Regions from separate parts of the Homo sapiens genome. Here region 2 is linked to region 1. Evidence: chromatin loops called from intact Hi-C (ENCODE). Cell type or tissue: gastrocnemius medialis. All regions are shown on one strand. Region 1 overlaps PDE4D (phosphodiesterase 4D). Region 2 overlaps PDE4D (phosphodiesterase 4D).

Evidence for each region. A loop is a pair of places that touch in the nucleus more often than their neighbours do. Peaks named below come from ENCODE experiments on the same cell type or tissue, not always from the same donor. Only the 100,000 strongest peaks of a DNase experiment are listed, where the experiment ranks them.
Region 2: a loop joins it to region 1, with 2.8 times the contacts of the local background. A loop is called at or near these places in 10 of 110 quality-filtered maps.

Annotation. Positions count from the first base shown.
Region 1 is chr5:59,185,858-59,190,857 of GRCh38, forward strand. All of the region lies in intron 3 of PDE4D (phosphodiesterase 4D), which reads right to left. Among named protein-coding and RNA genes, the nearest start is that of PDE4D-AS1, 150 kb to the left of the region's middle. In gastrocnemius medialis, a CTCF peak has its summit at 2,757 (motif pointing right); a DNase peak (open chromatin) is centred at 2,804; H3K4me3 peaks cover 1,145 bases; H3K27ac peaks cover 5,000 bases.
Region 2 is chr5:59,504,021-59,509,020 of GRCh38, forward strand. The region is part of intron 1 of PDE4D (phosphodiesterase 4D); the gene reads right to left. Among named protein-coding and RNA genes, the nearest start is that of MIR582, 200 kb to the right of the region's middle. In gastrocnemius medialis, CTCF peaks have their summits at 2,475 (motif pointing right) and 2,675; no DNase peak of the experiment used is centred here; H3K27ac peaks cover 4,272 bases.

The DNA of each region.
Region 1 (5,000 bases):
TGCTTGGCACACAGAAGATACTCAATAAAAATTTGTTGACTAAATGAATACATAGACACAACATGCCCACACACATAACAAGGCAGGACCAATAGGTGTCACTATCTCTAACAGTCGCTTTTTCTAATTCCAGTTGGAACTAGAAAGTAGCCAACGGACTGGAAGTGAGCCTAGGAGAAGGTTCCTAGAGCCTTATCTCCTTCTTCCCTCCTCTCTTTCTCCTGAAATGGGCAAGTTTCCCCAGGGTCAAACCCATATTAGATGGGATTATAGGTGATTTGGGTGACAGCTAGAGTGCTAAGTTTATGTAAAACACAGATTCCAAATGTCTGAGTAGGTATTACCTAACAACCCAGACTGTCTGGCTCTGTTATGTAGTAAATGTGTGAACTTGGACTAGATATGCAACCTCTTTGTACCTCAGCTTCCTAACCTGGAAAACTGGGATAGTGATACCTACCTCGTAGAATTGTTGTGAGGAGTATATGGAATGACAGGTTTGGTGCCAAGAACAGTGCCTGGCAAATAGAAAGCATTCAGCCAATATTAGCCCATGATGGCAGCGTTACCTTTGACTTAATGACTTGGCATGCACTTGGGAAATTTACTTAATGCCTAGCATTGGTAATTCAAGAGTCTCCAAAGTTTTAATTGCTTCAAAGTTTCCAGAGTTGTTTTCAGAAATGTTTCATCTGGCACAGACCTAGACTAAAATCAGTCTAATTTTTTTTCTAAGACAAAAATGTCCCAGACTCTGTTTTGTTGTTGCTGTTTATGAAATTGACATTCATTTGTGTAAGTCAATGGAGAGCTGTGTACGCCTTGGGACAGTGACTTAGAGAATTTTCCCCTAAAGGAGTTAATGCTGCTTCCTAAGAAGCCAACCGTGATTAACTCAGTCACTGGAAAAACCTGGCTCATTATCTCATATAAACAACCCACGGCTCTGAAAGGTCACGCTGCCTATGATGGAGTATTCAAATGGCCGACTGCTGACATCAGACCACGATGTCTTTCATTAGGCATGAAATCTTGAATGATGCAGAAGTAAATCGGATAAATGATCCACTGTCGTTAAATCATGCAGGCTTAATTTATGTTTTAAGAAGTGAATATCAAACATACTAATGGAAACTTTAAGATAAAATCATTGCACCAGCTAATTGATCCCCTTCCTAGGCAAAATTTTTAACCCTAGAATTCTGAGATTTTTATTCCAATACATAATAGTTAAGTTCATTGCAGTTGACAGCTGGGTAAATAGACATAGAAATGCAGGCAACTTATTTTCTATGATCATTTGAAGGGAAACATCAGTCATGAAAAGAAAAATTAGTTCATCAAAGAAAAAATTTCTGTAGAGGAGTTTTTGCCTCTATTATAATAAACTTCTAATTTAATAAGTAATCTAATTTAATATTATTTTGTCTTTGTTTTTAGTTTAAAATTTATGTATTTTTGTATAATTTATATCTTCACATGCTTCAGAATTTAAACAAAAGAGTATAAAGCAAAAAGTCTCCCCTTCAATGATTAAGATAAAAATCAAAATTATTATTACTTCTGAAAAGACGCAATAGAAACAGATTAACCTGGGGAGGGACACTCAGGGGACATTAAAATACTGATAACTGTTCTATTTCTTAAACTGTTCATTTTAGTATTATTCTTTATATTTTACATAATTACAAGCTATATTCCCTTATATATATGAAATACTTCAAAATAAAAAGTGAAAAAAGGAATCTGTCTTCCGGTCTCTCCTTCAGACAATCAGCTGCCTGGCCACTAGCAATCAACTTTTAGGTTTTCTATCTTAAAGTTGTTTTTGTACAAACACTGTTGCAATAAATAATCTTGTAGAGAAATTATTTCCTAGGCATGCCAGTATTAGATTATTTATTGTGTGTGTGTGGGTTTTTTTTTCTTTTGCAGCAGGACAAACTATTTTATAAATTTTATGTTTGGTGTTAACTATTATCTTCTACAGTATGACATGTATGCTATTGGCAGAAGTGTAAATAACATTTCTAGACAAATCTTATAAGGGGGTGTTGTCTTGGGCCTCGCTGACTGACTCTTGGTGTCGTCATCACTGTTATCACTGTGTTAGTCTTTTAAGCTTTCACTTTGCATTGCAGGGCACAAAGAGGGAGCATCTGTTACTGCAGGCTGTGGGGAGAACTATAAACAGTTTTACTGAAGCCCCTAAGTTAAAGTTCCATTGTTCTTTGCTTTTGTTCAGGGCAGCCCTCACTTCCCCTGAATTCGACTCTTTAAGAACTGTAGTCAAAGCTTTAAGGCTCCTTTTACAGTTGTCCTTACTCCTTAATGCTTGCTAACCAAAAAGATCCCTGACGTTTCTTCCACAGAGCTCAATGGTTAGAAAATTAAGGTCATTTCTTTCTCTTCTGCCCCACCAAGCAGAAGTATAGCCAGTCAATGTCAAAATTACATTGGGAATGATGAGAAATATATATTCCTTAGGAAGGAAATACTGGTAGTTTTACAGAAAAATTTTAGACAAAGATGGTTCATGTATTAGCCCATGGGGAAGGATTCAATGTTATTTACGTACACTACTCTCGGATCTTCTTAGGTGCTTCTAAACATTTATTAAACAATAAGAATCACTGAAAATAGCAGGAAAATACGGTTATCATTTAACACTTAAACAGCTGAACATCATAGCCTAAAAAAAAAGAGGAAAATAAATGGTTTCGAGGATTGTTTTTCATAACCATATACACTTGTTACCACTAGATGGCGGTAAAACACAGACCATGAGGTTGAGGTGCCACTGGCGGCGGAGGAAGCGGCGACCCGCACTGGGAGAGATTCATTACTTCGGTTTTACCTCCGGAAAAAGCTGGAGTCAAGTTATGCTTATTTACAAAATAGAAAGGTCATTTTTATGAAAAGAAAACCTCTTTCCAGGTTATGTTTTGTTTAAACCCTATGAAATTGCTGGTTTGTACACCAGAAAAGGTTGATAGACAATTTTATATGGTTCGCTCTTAAAAAGAACTTAGATGTCCAGAAGATAGTAGTTGTAATTTAAATTAATTAAGGCTAAAGAAAAGCTAAAAATTTAGCACCGACTGAAACGAGGTGACTATCTTCTTTCATAGCCTGGCAGGGAGGGCCTAGCACAGTCTGCAAGCTTGAGGATGGTGATGAGGCCACAAGATCGTTGCTGCTGGGTGAAGTGGCTGAGGGACAGGCAGGAATATGAGAATATTGGTTATATTTTATTACCAACTAAATGGTAATATTCTATAGTATTAATAACTACTGCATTTTTATCCTAGAAGTATCCCAGGTGCTGTATTTTGGTTAGAGTAAAGGTAAAGAGATGTAGTTGTTCCTACCCCGTTTTTTTTTTTGTTTTTTTTGTTTTTTTTTTTTTGAGACGGAGTTTTGCTCTTGTTGCCCAGGATGGAGTGCAATGGCGCGATCTCGGCTCACTGCAACCTCTGCCTCCTGGGTTCAAGTTATTCTCCCGCCTCTGTATTTTCAAATCAGGGATATCTCCTTAGTCTGAATGAAGTGAGGGTTTCTCCAGGGATCCAGCATAATGCTTGGGTTTTCCTGTTTTCTCTTTCTTTCATCAGAGTCTACTTCATTTAACATTACACACTTCCACATGAAAATTCTAGTCAACTTAGAGTTTTACTACAGGGTAGTTGTGTCACAAATCCTGGGATCACTGAGCCCGGAGGCAGCTGACAGCAGAGAAGAGTTTCCTACAGTTTATCAGCATTGTGCCTCCTTAGTGCTCCTTGGCCCCCAAGAACTCTGGCCAAGAAAAAAAGGTCAGTTGCCGCGTGCACTCCAGTGGGATTCCTCTCTAGCCTTCGTGCTAAGGAAACACCCACACCAAAAGATTTCAACACAAACACAAGAGAATACTTTAACAATTGAAATAAGAAAAATATTTAAAGCTGTCACTTTTTCTGAGGACCAAAGGGATTCTGAGCTTACAGGGGAAAGCATAAGAAATCAGAGGTGGAAAAGAGTTTAGGTTAAACACCAGCAAGAATTTCTAGCCCTGACAGTGTTTTAGACAATGGGATAAACTATGGAGAGATACTATAGGATCCTTTCTGAAAATTACTATCCAAGATGTTTCAGGCTTTAGCCTGGCCAAAAAAGTGCAATCTATCTTTGCACGGCTTCCTAAATTCTCCTCTAATTTAGGATTTTGCTCTTTTCACGTCAAAGGAAACCATGATTTGGAAACCATGATTCGTGTTTTGGAGATGGACTCAGGCATAAAGAAATGAGTTCTCAAGAAGAGGCAGAAGATGAGATGGATTTGGGAGGGGATCTTTGAACACCTTAGACAGGGGAAGGCCATTTTTAGGAGCCATGGGACAGAAAATATGCACAGAAAAATAAATCTGAAGGGATATAAAATAAAATGTCAGTAGCAGTTATTTTGGGGTTTGGAATTTTAGAAAATTTTCCTTTTCTTTTTCTTATTATTTTTCTAAACTTTTATGCAAAAAGTTTTTGTTTTGTTTTGTCTTTTTGAGAAGCATAGCTTTTTCACTGGAATTTAGTGTGAAATTCCAATTTTCAAAGCATGCTGAGAAAAGAGGGTAATTCTTTGGCCTACTTGGCTAAATATTTTTCTGAGTGACTTTTCTAAAATCCATTGTTTTCTGTCCTTTGGTGAAAGCAATTATGGTATATCAGGACAAATTAGATTGGTATCACTTCAAGTGACATAAGTATCTTATATTTTTAGTTTTAAATAGTTAATGCTAAAATAGCACTTACCATTAAGTGGTAAGTGCTTTACTTTGTATTAAAGAAAATTTGAGAAGTTAGTGATTGGGTCAGCAAAACATGCCAATCATGTCCAACAGGGTTTAAGAGAAGGCCACTCAAACATACTCACTGGGACTTCTCTCTTAACCCCTCCCCACAGATGCTCTATGAAGAGTGGTGAAACTCTTCAGGGCTTAACAGTTTTTTGTTTTGTTTTGTTTTTA
Region 2 (5,000 bases), 320 kb after region 1:
TTTTATATATTGGGGTCTAGGATTACTTGATTTCTTTTGAAGAATCCTTGTAGAATGAACCAAAAGATAACAGATAAAAATATGCAATCAATAAATGTAATAGCATGTGCTAAATGTCATGTGTACCAGAATTAACACTTGGCCTATGAGAGATACAGAGTAATATAGGGCCCATTTGAATCCTAACACTGATTTGTCATCCTGTTTATTTAAGAAAGTTACATACTATAGTATTTCATAATATAGTTGAACAAAGTATCTGTTATATACATATGCACATTAAGCCACAATTCATTTTGCATTTGTAAGAAATTCAATATTATTTTGAGTAATTTGAAGGAAACACAATTCTTACAATTTGCATAACTGAGGTTCAAAAGGAAAGTCCACCATCTCAACCCAGTTAAATTTGGCTAACTAGTATGTACCAATCAATATAAACACGTGCTTTAAAAAAGTTACCCTAGTTCTCATTCCTAGGAAACATCAGCTGTGTAGCACCGGGATTCATTTCTGTTCTCATACAATTTAATTTCTGTAATAAAAAATCTATGTCCATTTTTTGATGTGTCATTGCTGATAGCTTTAAAGTGTTATACCTCTCTCTTCCCCTCTGTCCTACATTTGGGAAAACTGTTAAGAAAGCCCATGTGTTCTCTCCTTTGGTGATGGTGGGAAATTCAAACCACACCAGAGTCCACCCACACAAAACTCTCAGCATGGCCTCACCCACTAAAAGTCATAAAATCTCAAACCAGTCATTTTCCCCCTGCTCTCTCAAGCTACTTCAGACCTTCTTGGGAGGCCTGCTCTGCTCTCCCCAGAAAAACCTCATAATTTTATAAGTAATACATACTTTCATACTTTCTTGGTAGGGGTATATGTGTGTGTGTGTGTGTGTGTGTGTGTGTGTGTGTGTGCGTGCGCGTGTGTTTGTGTATGTGTGTGTGTGAAAGTGAGAGAGAGAGAAGTGTAGGGCTGCTCATTAGTCTTAACATTTGAACCATATTTTGGGTGGAGGCTTATCTGAATCCACACAATGGATACAACAGTTTCATCTTCTAGATCTTGGCTATTTGGTTCTCCTCTTCTGCTCCTTTCTTTGGGAGGGAAGTAAAAAGCTAAAATATGCATTCCCAGGTTATGCATAGAAGCTAACCTAAGGGAACTGCAGCTTTAATACAGCAAAAAGAACCCAGAGGAGAGTACAGAACTGATGTTATTATTAGCAGAAGTTGAAAACATTCACCTGCCTAATTCTGAGTTGGCTCTGGCATCAACAGTCTTTCTAGAATTTGTTCAAACAGCATTATTAGCAGAGGGTGCTGAGAAGAGCAGATTACCAGATTACTCTTTTTATGCCTACATTAGATTGGCCTCTTGCAGTGCATCAATATAAGGGTATGTGGTATCATTTCCAAGATGAATGTTAAGGAAATTCACACGGACAGGGGAAAGCAGGTTTTCTACACTTAAATAGCACATTCTCAAGAGGGAAAATGTCAACGTATGGCTTATTCATAGCACAATAGCTGTTTAAACTACAGCTTAGAATCTACTATGTGCCAAGCACTGTGCTAAGCATTTTACATTTTGCATATATCATTATTAGTGCCATTTTACTATTGGAAACCAAAAACAGATCCAGCAGTTGTCAGAGATAGAATTTCAACTCAGACTTACCTCATATTCAATGTCTATATTCTAATGAACTCATTCTAAGACTTCAGATTTACGTTGTTAAGACTATGAAGCTTTTTGCTTCCTGATAATCTCTGAATGTCTAATAGGCCTTTATAGCTGGCAAGCTTAGGAAAGAAGCACATTTTTTTTTCTGCTGGAATGTAGGGAGATATCTGTCATAGCTCATAGATGAAATATATAAAAACACTACATGGTATCCATTATTCATTTCAGCTCCATTGCCCTAAAGAAACATAACACCATGAATTTAGATGTAGCAAGACAATGGAATAAATGCTTTTAATTTTTTTTCAATAATTATGTCAAAATAGATATTCTGGGAACCGTGAGAAAGTAGAAAGTGTAGAAGTCATGTTGTTGACTTCAACATGCTTACAATATACCTAACATATGGCTCAGTAGTTTGTCTAGTTGTTAATAATTTGAAACATTGATTTGCTAAATTAATATAAATGGTTTCACATTACAAGTAAGGTAAGTATTTTAAAATACTAACTTTTCAAGACTTCATTTTTTAGAGGAGTGAGATTCACAGTGAAATTATGAAGGTATACAGATTTCCCATATGTAACATACTAGTTTTCAAGCATTAATTTTAATAATTCTTATATCCTGAGTTAGCATTTAAATTTATTTTATACCCTTAGTCTTTGGCAAAAAAAATGCTTCTGCTTAAAATAGCTTATTGGCTAAGAATCCATCATTTTAAAGAAAATTATGCATAATCAACAGGTATATAGTTTAAATAGAAAACAGCAGGGGGAGCTCAAAGACAGGTTGGACAAATTAAAAGTTGACTTCAAGAGTACTGAAAAATTATTTTAATAAAAATTTGAAGAGAAGAAGGAATATACTGTTAAATTATGAGATGATATTTTATACAATAATTTCCAGCAAAATAGCTAGCTAAATGGAGGAATAGTTTCCCATACAGAACACTTCAAAAGTCCAGAAAAAAAAATTAATGCACAGAATCACTAGACATCAGTGAAGTGAAAATTAAAATTACAATGAAATAACACTACATATTACTCAACTAGAATGGTTAAAATGAAAAAGATAATACGAAGTGTTGACAAGAATGTGGAGCTCTTAGAAAATAGAGAATATTGGTTGGAATCTAAATTGAAGAAGCTACTTGAGAAAACTGTCTGTCAGTCTTCAAAAAATGCATGCCTCATAATCAAGCAATTCCACTTCTGGCTATATACCCATCAGAAATATATATGCATTATACAAAAAGATGTATACAGTAATGTTCATAGCAGCATGATTTGTAATAGTTTCAAATAAAAATAAAACAAATATTTACCAATAATAAAATGGGCCAGGCACAGTGGCTCACACCTGTAATCCCAGCACTTTGGCAGACTGAGGCAGGTGGATCATTTGAGATGAGGAGTTCGTGACCAGCCCGGCCAAAATGGCAAAACCCCATCTCTACTAAAAATACAAAAATTAGCCGTGTGTAGTGGCAGGTGCCTGTAGACCCAACTACTTAGGAGGCTGAGGCAGGAGAATTGCTTGAACCCTGGAGGCAGAGGCTGCAGTGAGACGAGTTCGTGCCACTGCACTCCAGCCTGGGCAAAGCAGTGGAACTCTTTCTCAAACAAAACAAAACAAAACAAAACAAAACAATAAAATGAATAAATAATTTATAACATATTTGTATGAAGATGAAAATGAACTACAACTACATATATAAAGACAAATGTTCCTTTAGGCCCAGGAGTTTGAGTCTAGCCTGGGCAACAAAGCGAGACCCAGTCTATACAAAAAAATAAAATAAAATTAGCCAGGTGTGGTGTCATATGTCTGTAGTCCTAGCTACTTGGGAGGCTGAGGCAGGAGGACTGCTTGAGCCCAGGAGTTTGAGGCTGCAATGAGTTATGACTATGGTACTGTACTACAGCCTGGGTGACAGAGCAATACCCTGTCTCAAAAAAAAAAAAAAAAAAAGAAAAGAAAAGAAAAAAGAAAGATAACTTTTCCAAATACAGTGTTGAGGAAAAGAAGCTAGAGAACAAAGAACACACTCTCTTTGGTAAATAATATGAATATTATCTTAGAAATCACAATAGTAGTTACTCTGGGGTGGGGGCAGAATCTGAAAGGTACACAAATGGGGGCTTCTACAGCTTAGCAATATACTGCCTATTAATCTAATTGCTGCTTACATGGGTATGTTATCTTCATGGAAATTTACCACATTTTACATTTAGGTTTGTGTGCTTTTTCCTCTTATGGTATAATTCAACAAAATTTGCTCTAAAATTATACTGGATGATTGCTTTAAATCATTAAATTAAAAGTTTTTGAGGCTTGAAATTAAGAAAGCTTGGTCCCACAGGGATAACTAAGTACTAGAATTGTTTTTTGCTTTGTTTGTTTTTTTGTTTTTTTCCTGAAGGCATTTACCAATTCTTTGGGTTCCAGGGCAAGAATCTAAACAAGGGGCCTAAACAGAGAAAGAACTCACATTCAGACTTCACAGAAAGTCTTATACCCAAAAGTCAATACCTATAACTAGGCATGCTACAATCTTTCATGCAGAACAAGACTTGTCTTGGTTTCAGGCAGCATATTTAAAACAAATATTTCTTTCAAAAATTTCTAATCACAAGTGTATACTTGCGATATGTAATATGGCATTGGATATTTGCGTGGCCCAAAAGTTGAACATTTCATTTAAAGTAAATCTATAGTTAGCAGACATGCAGTTACTTAAATTATAAGCAAATCCTCTTTCGAAAAATACACTTTCAACACAGATAATTTCCAGAGATAAAATACTAAAGAGTATGAGCTCACATATGTAAAAAAATATAGAAAATGCATAAAAAAAATAAACTTGCCTGAGAGACAATCAGTGGAATAAACTGCACAGGTAGACCAACAAGATTACAGATATTGGAACTATCAAGGAACTAAAATAAAAAAAAATATTTAAGCTGTTTAAAGAAATGATAAAAAATTTAGTAAATGAGCAAAAGACAATAAAAATCAACACACATATTTAGAATAAAGACCAATAGAACTTCTAAAATTGAATGTCTAATAACTGAAATTAGAAACTCAACAAACAGGTGAAACAACAAATTAGACTCTACTGAAGGTTGAATTAGTGAGCCAGAAAACATATATGAATGAAACATTCAGAATGCAGTAGAAAAAGAAGTGGAAAATATGAAAGCAAGGTTAAGATAGGTGAATGACAGAGTGGGGCCAACATAAGTCTTACTAGGGTTGGGATAGATTAAAAGGAATGGCAACGAGGCAATATTTGAAACAATAAT